Linked DNA regions of Homo sapiens: region 2 is linked to region 1. A link is a contact called in ENCODE Hi-C or POLR2A ChIA-PET data. All regions are on one chromosome and are shown on one strand. Each heading gives the region's core, a stretch centred on a gene start or an enhancer-like site at or near the end of the contact. The rest is flanking DNA. Distances are from core to core; before and after follow the strand shown.

Region 1 (3,645 bases), core at 510-3,009:
CCCGGCCCCCACCATGCACCTGGAGGCATTCAGCAGGCTCCACAGGTTTCCCAGAGATGCCTCTGGTGTCCTGCAGCAACCCTAGTGGCCACTTCCCTCACTACCCCTTACTCTCAGGCCACCCTAGAACAGTACTCTCTTTCCTCTGCTCCTACAAGGCTGCTCCCAGCCCATCTGCAGACCTATCTGCCTCACCCCTGGCCGTTTCCCTGGTCTACTTCCTCTTCTCTGCCCATCCCAGCATCTCTGCCTGATCCCACCCCCTCAGAGAGATCATTTTGCTCTCAGTCAGTCAGCAAGCATTTACTGAGCTGTAGAGATATCCTGGCTGAGAGCTCAGGCTCTGAAGCCTGACGCCTGGGGCTACAGAAATGAAACCCTCCCGTCCCCTGCTCACCTCTGGTGCACCTGGAGCATAAAGAGAAAAGGCAAAGGCTCCACCGCTGGATGCTGGCTTCACTTTGGCTTCTCCCTGCTGCCTAGTTACTGAGAAGAAAAAAAATACGGCAGGAAGCCCCATATAGACCATTTTTTCCCTCTGTTCTGTGCAAGAGTTACCTTGGTAGTCTTCAGGTGACTCAGCACTGGGGTTTACTATGGAGGGTGGGTCTGGGGGTGGCGAAGGGGAGCAGCTTTCTGGGGACTTTCAGACACAGGAGTAAGGAGGCCATTTGTGTTTTGGGGTCTGTAAAGAAGGAGCCCCAACCCCAGTGTGGATCCTGGGGAAGGAAAAGGGACTCAGACTCTGACCGCAAGGGGTGGACCTGAAGCCCCAGCAAACTGTCAGCCATCCTCTGCCATCCTTGAAGTCAGCCCCCAGAAGATGCATGTGGCCTGTGTGGTGCTCTGGTTGGCACAGGACACTCAGCCTTCTGACCACGTGGGAGCAGTTATCCACAGGTGCCACCTCAGTGGGAACGGGTCAGCGTCCTGGTTCTCCTGGCCAAGGTGCAGAAGTTGGAGCCTCTACCTCCCCCTCCACTTTTTGAGTACATGAGACCTGGAGGTTCTTGGGCAATTTGAAAGGAGAGGAAGATTCCAGAGGAAGGTATGTTTTTCTTTCAAGTATAGTAAATTAGGTCTGGATGGTTTTAATTGAAATTATACAAATCGAAGAAATGCAATAGTATTTGTACCTCCAATATCTGCTATCACTCAGTGGTCACAAAAACATCAGTTCCTATTTATCAAAAGCTTATGGTATGCCAGGTCTCCCATTTACATTGTTTTATTTAATCTTCAGGACAAGGTAGGTACTTTCTGTCACCATTTTACAGATGAGAAAACTGAGGCTCTCTACAGAGAGGTTAACTAACTTTCCCAAAGTCACACAGATAGCAAAGCTGTGGATTGGGCTTATAACCCACATGTCTTTCACTCCAAAGTCCTTCGACCACAAGGTCCACTCTATTGCTCTGTCTGGGGGTTCTCTGAATCTGTGGGGACCCCAGAAGATATGGACCTGCAGGGAGAAGCCATGGGATCTGGAGGCCCAAGGCCTAAGGAGACCGTGGGGCCTCCTTCAGGTAACTGTCTTCGGCAGCAGCTGCATCCCATTACACTGTGGACAGCAGTCTTTAGAAAGCCACCTTCTCCTGGGCTGCAAAGGAACAGGGTGACCACAGCCTATGAACCCTTGGGGCCCCTTGAGTTCCCACTGCCTGCCCGGCAGGGTTTCACAAACGCATTGACATTGATGTTGACAGGGCAGCCTGTGTGGAGGGTGCAGGAAGCCCAGAGGCCTGTGGCTGCCAGCATTGCTCAGAGTTTCCGCTGAGCTCTTCCTGCAGGGCCCTCCTCAGGGCTCTGCTAGCCAGCGCCCCCTGTCTTGAGGCCTTCGTGGACCCCAGCTGGCTCTGAGACAAGCTCAACTGACTCCAGGGCCTCTGAAGGGCTAGGAAGGCCCCATTTTCTGGGTGCCGAGCCTTGGGTTAGCTTCAGAGGCCCTGGTGATAGCCTCAGGATATCTGAAGGTTTCTTAGGACCAACGCCACCAGGTGGGACAGAGGCAGTGCTACTTCCAGTCAGAAGATCCAAGTTCCACTCTCAGATCCAACACTCGCTGGTTCTGCAACCTCAGGCGGGTGTCTTTCCCTCACCGAATTCCCTCCCCTATCTACCTCACAGGGCTGTTTAAAACCCTTGGCAACAGGAAAACACTCGGCCAGTATTGGTGGCCCTAGTAAGGCTGTGGGCTGACTGTGGGCCTGCCCCTAATTGGTCTTCTCACCTGGAAACTCAGCGAAGAGGCTGGACTTATGGGTTCCAGAAGAGGGGCAGGGCATTCCAGGAGGAGAGAGGGCTGAGCCCAGGCACAGAGTTCAGAACACACAGGAAAGAATTGAGCTCTGTGCCAGAAACTGTTCTAAGCATTTTACACATAATAACTCATTTACCTCTCTCATCGTTCCCATGAGGTAGGCATTACTTCACCCCATTTTACAGATGAGGCAATGGAGGCACAGAGGGGTAAAGTAACTTGCTCAAGATCCCATCGCTAGAAGTGGGGAGCCAAGATTTGGACCTGGGCAGTCTGGGAGGAGACCACCAGTGGAGGCAGCGGTGGTGGGACTGGAAAGGTTGGGAGAAACGCCAGGGACTGGGCCGCATCTGCCCTGCTCACTGCTGCAAGGCCAGCGCCCAGAGCAGTGCTTAGCACATAGTAGGTGTTCTTAGCCTGTTCCTGATACATGAGCTCCGCAGGTGTGGCTACCTTGCTTGTCTGGGGACGCTGACATTTCACACAACACAGAGAGGTTGGGGTTGCTGCCTCTGCCTTTGGGCTGAGATTCAGCCCTTTTCAGTGGGGCTATTGGACCCCTACAGCGGGAGGGCCCCTTGTAGGAAGGCAGAAATTTAAAATCGTTCCTTAATCTCCCTTTGGCCCCCTCCTGTTAGGGCCAGCCTCGCCTCCTGTACCTCCCTGGGGAGTGTTTTTAGCTCCCAGAACTTGGGATCCAGGTGGGCTGGGGGGCTGGGGGAATGCAGACAAACGGAGAAGCATGTTCGCTGCCGGCAGAGGCTGCTGAGAGACCAGCCTGTTTGCATGGCTGGAGCGCTGGGGGCTGGTGAGAAAGGAAGCTTCCTACTCTGCAGCACTCAGACCCCACTAGGAATGTGGCTTGGGGCCAGGATCCCTCTGGGCAAGAAAGGATGACTCAGCAGAAACAGCGTCCTGGCCCCACAGGACAACTGGAGCCGCTGCCCTGGGGGCTGGTACCAAGTGGCAGAGCTGCTGAATTAATGACCCCTCCACCTCAGCTTCATCTCCACCCTCCTACACCTCATCCCCCACTCCCACTCTCCCAGGCCTCCTTTAGAAGCCGTTCTCTGGGCTGGGGTTTTAAGACTCTCAGAGTGGCAAGACCTGGCCCCCTCCAGAAACTTTCAGACGGAATTGGGAGGCGCCCCGAGGCTGGAATTGATAACTGGCGAGGGGAGGCAGCCAGCCTTCGAGGACCCCCGGGCCTGCCAAGGGAGTCAGCATGGAGTGAGGGGTGCATGGGGCAGTGGCGGGAGCTGGCCTGGGCGGGGGCCTGGGGAATTCCAGCCCAGGAGAGCCAACTGGAAGCACATGTGTTTAGATGGGCACGGAACCCATAAAGCTGCTTCTTCCAGCCCAGCTTCCCAAGGATTAAAGATCTC
Region 2 (3,645 bases), core at 547-3,046, 220 kb after region 1:
TTTGCCAGAATACCTTTTGCATTGTATTATCAACATTAAGGATTAACATAAATGAAAAGCTGTTATATATGATCCTGGAGTGACAGATAAAAAGTGGTGTGTGACAAGCAGGCTAACTGTAGCCAAGAAAGAAGAAAAATTAATTGTGAAAAATTGAGTTATGAGAGGAAGAACGATAAAACGACTGAAGAAGGCTTTTAAAAAGTCTTCAAAGATCTTGACGGCCATGTTACAGAAATGTATTAGAGCCTTTTAAAAAGCTTAGTGATATGGTTAAAATGTCATAGTGGGGAAGATAATCTTTAGTAGTATTTGTGTTAGCTGGACAGGAGGAGGACCTGTACATAGAAGTCAGTCAGTGAGAGAGTCCAGGTATACTAGCAGAAACCGTGATGAGGAAAGTACTCAATTCAGAGAGGAAAGAAGTGATTTGAGAGGTAAGGAATGATTGTTGTATATCCTCTTGCATATCTGTCAGATAAGTGGTATTTTTAGCTTTTATGTGAAACCACTTTTTAAAGTTGATCATTTTGACAGACTTTCCCAGGGCTATCAGTAGAACCAGAGCTGTTTGCCTTTTGTGCCATTTCTTTCTTTCTCTATTCCTTGAGCACAACTTAGTGTAAAATCCCTTGTAAGACTATCTTATCACTTTTGTCTATATCCATGGTTCTCAAAGTGTGATCCTCTGACTAGCAGCATCAGCAACACCTGGTAACTTGTTGGAACTACTAATGCTTAGGTGCCACTCCATACCTGCCAGATGGGAAACTGGCCACAGGGTCTAGCAATATATGTTTTAACAAACCTTCCATGTGATCCTGATAGATGCTTGAATTTGAGAACCAGTGATCTATAGAAATAGCATTCCTTATCTGCCCTAAATTATTCTTCTGTTTTTGCCAGGTCTGGTTCCAATCCAGATGGGACCAAGTACCTCTATTATCTGGGATTACTATAGCTGCAGGTTTATAATCAGTGGTCCCTTGTCATAGGCACTAATAGCACAGTATTGTTAGGGTGGGTGAAAGAGCTGCAACATGGAAGTACCCACAACAGTTTCATTCATACCACCTATTAGAACCTAGAGGAGCAGAACTGAGAGCGTTGTAAAAGGTAGCTCCAATTAAGGGTGTTCCCTTAACTTAAATGAAAGTCCCTTGGGGACTGCACTCTGTAGAGTTGGGGACCACTGAGGTTTTTCTATCCTTGTTTTTTTCTTTCCTGGCTCTAGCTGCATCCTACACAGATAGCTCTGATGATGAGGTTTCTCCCCGAGAGAAGCAGCAAACCAACTCCAAGGGCAGCAGCAATTTCTGTGTGAAGAACATCAAGCAGGCAGAATTTGGACGCCGGGAGATTGAGATTGCAGAGCAAGGTAAAGAAAGGGAGTGGGTTAGGGGACCAGAAACAACCCTCTTGTTGGCCATCAGAATCCACAAACAACTTAAGACTTGAAAGCTGACTTGAAAGTGTACTGGGAAGAAAGACAGTATTATGGACTTTCGGATAAACACTTCTCTCTCTATGGAACTTAAGTCTTGGGATTTTGTTCTCTCTTCCTTCTGTTCTCAGCATGTGGTGATTACACACAGAGTAGTTTCTGTTTTCCTCCTTGCCCCACCCCACCACTGTATTCAAAGATCTACATGGCAGAATTGACAAGTCCTAGATCACTACGTGGTAGTTGGTTATATGGGATCTTACTATAGCTGCCAATGGCAGAGACCCAGATTGCCCAGAAGCAGCTGATGAGGAAGGGTTTTAAGGTAAGGATGTGGTGACCTAGAGTCTTGTTTGGTCCTGAGCACCCTCTGCTGGAGCAGAGTAAAAGTGACTGACAGTTAAATCTTGGTTTCTCTACCCCAGCCACTCCCAGTAAGGTCCTCTTTACTCTTGTGTTGTTTACACATTGAAGGCATGTTCTATACTGAGAGAGAATAGAGAAACCAAACAGACTGACAGGACATGGTAAGACAGCATAGAAAAACAGAAGTTAGTGGTTTCGGCTGAGGGTACAGTCTTTCTGGTCTGATGATTATATATAGGAATCTATTAGCCAATGCCTTAACTATTTTCCTCTCTTCCCAAATGAATGATGAGACTCACCCTTCATTTTGATCAGTTTTAAGGATTTACTTCATTCTCTGTTCAGTCCTCTGTGTATAAAGCTGAAGCAGTAGAGGAAGAGAGAAACTCCAAGTGGTTGCATGACTGCTCTCCACTATTACTGTGCCGTTGAAGCTGCCAGTCGTCATGGAAATAGGCTTAAAGTTTTTCTGCCTCATCTCACCATATCTCAACAGATCCAGACCAGCCCTGGGGCAGGAACTGATGATACTGCTAGTGCAGACCTAGCTCAAATCCTCTGTTCTTTCACAGACATGTCTGCTCTGATTTCACTCAGGAAACGTGCTCAGGGGGAGAAGCCCTTGGCTGGTGCTAAAATAGTGGGCTGTACACACATCACAGCCCAGACAGCGGTGAGTTTGTTGGAAGAAAAGAGGGACTTCTGATAAGGGGAAGAAAGAAATCAATTTTTTTTTTTTCACTTTTCCTTTCCTAACTCGCCAACCTCCAAATGCTAACTATTAATAGGATCTCCCTGTTACACAATAATGGGGTTTTCTGGGTTTTTTTTTAATATGTAAACCCACTTTCAGCAAACTTGACCTAGGAAAGTCTAGATTTGCAAACATATGATTGTTATAAAATGTTATAAAGACTTTTAGAAACCTATGTTTTATGCAAAGTTAAATACCAGTGCACCACCTCGCTGGAGTACACCCTTTTGTAACTTTCCAGTGTAGCACCTGTTGGTGCAGAGTTGATAGGTATTGCTATCTTGATGAGGCTTGCTCTCCATTCCTGGGTGGCCCTTCTCTTCCTCACCCTGTCTTCCTACACTTCTACACAGGTGTTGATTGAGACACTCTGTGCCCTGGGGGCTCAGTGCCGCTGGTCTGCTTGTAACATCTACTCAACTCAGAATGAAGTAGCTGCAGCACTGGCTGAGGCTGGTAAGTTCGGTTTTTTCCCACCAACTTTGCCCCAAAATAGTTATCCAAACATATAACTTTTTTGTATCAAAATTGTCATTACAATATCATATATGTCTAGAGGCTATAAAATTGTGCATGATAAAAACCTCAACAGGAAGAAAGTGGATAATAAAATTAAGATGGATATCCATGGTGGAATATTATGTAGTCATTAAAAATGGCCTTTGAAAATAATCTAATGGCATGGGGTCATGCCCAGTTCTAGTGTTAGTTGAACGAGGAAGAATGTTAAACTATATAAGTGCCATCAATTTTGTGAGAGAGCACAAGTAAGAAGTACCTTTCATATTGATAGTGCATTAAATAATTTGGTATTCAGTATGGCATTGAAAATATATGAGCTATTTGTGAGTTTAATTAAACGTAAAATAATTTTTTATTATTCAGGCCAGGCCTGGTGGCCCACGCCTATAATCCCAGCACTTTGGGAGGCCGAGGCGGGCAGATCACTTGAGGCCAAGAGTTCAAGAACGGTCTGGCCAACATGGTGAAACCCCACCTCTACTAAAAATACAAAAGTTAGCCGGGAGTGGTGGTGTGCGCCTGTAATCTCAGCTACTCAGGAGGCTGAGGTAGGAGAACC

Evidence for each region. Hi-C counts contacts between places; a loop is a spot of excess contacts on that map. ChIA-PET counts read pairs that join two places held with the same protein, here RNA polymerase II (POLR2A). Pooled maps may share reads with other maps.
Region 2: a loop to region 1 is called in a pooled map, with 6 times the contacts of the local background. The contact joins two enhancer-like sites. A Hi-C loop is called at or near these places in 1 of 168 maps with a recorded cell type or tissue (IMR-90) and 6 of 50 pooled maps. POLR2A ChIA-PET finds 5 or more read pairs at or near these places in 5 of 52 experiments (AG04450, BJ, GM12878 and 2 more).

Annotation. Positions count from the first base shown.
Region 1 is chr1:109,789,197-109,792,841 of GRCh38, forward strand. No RefSeq gene overlaps it. Among named protein-coding and RNA genes, the nearest start is that of EPS8L3, 27 kb to the left of the region's middle. RefSeq lists an enhancer at 1,964-2,023. Within about 2 kb of position 1,760, at least 16 of the 41 ENCODE cell types and tissues checked have a DNase peak (open chromatin) inside an H3K27ac peak, as active enhancers do.
Region 2 is chr1:110,009,980-110,013,624 of GRCh38, forward strand. It overlaps AHCYL1 (adenosylhomocysteinase like 1), which reads left to right. Exons shown (of 17, transcript NM_006621.7): 3 at 1,235-1,378; 4 at 2,383-2,483; 5 at 2,918-3,020. Among named protein-coding and RNA genes, the nearest start is that of STRIP1, 23 kb to the right of the region's middle. RefSeq lists an enhancer at 2,465-2,514. Within about 2 kb of position 1,797, at least 7 of the 41 ENCODE cell types and tissues checked have a DNase peak (open chromatin) inside an H3K27ac peak, as active enhancers do.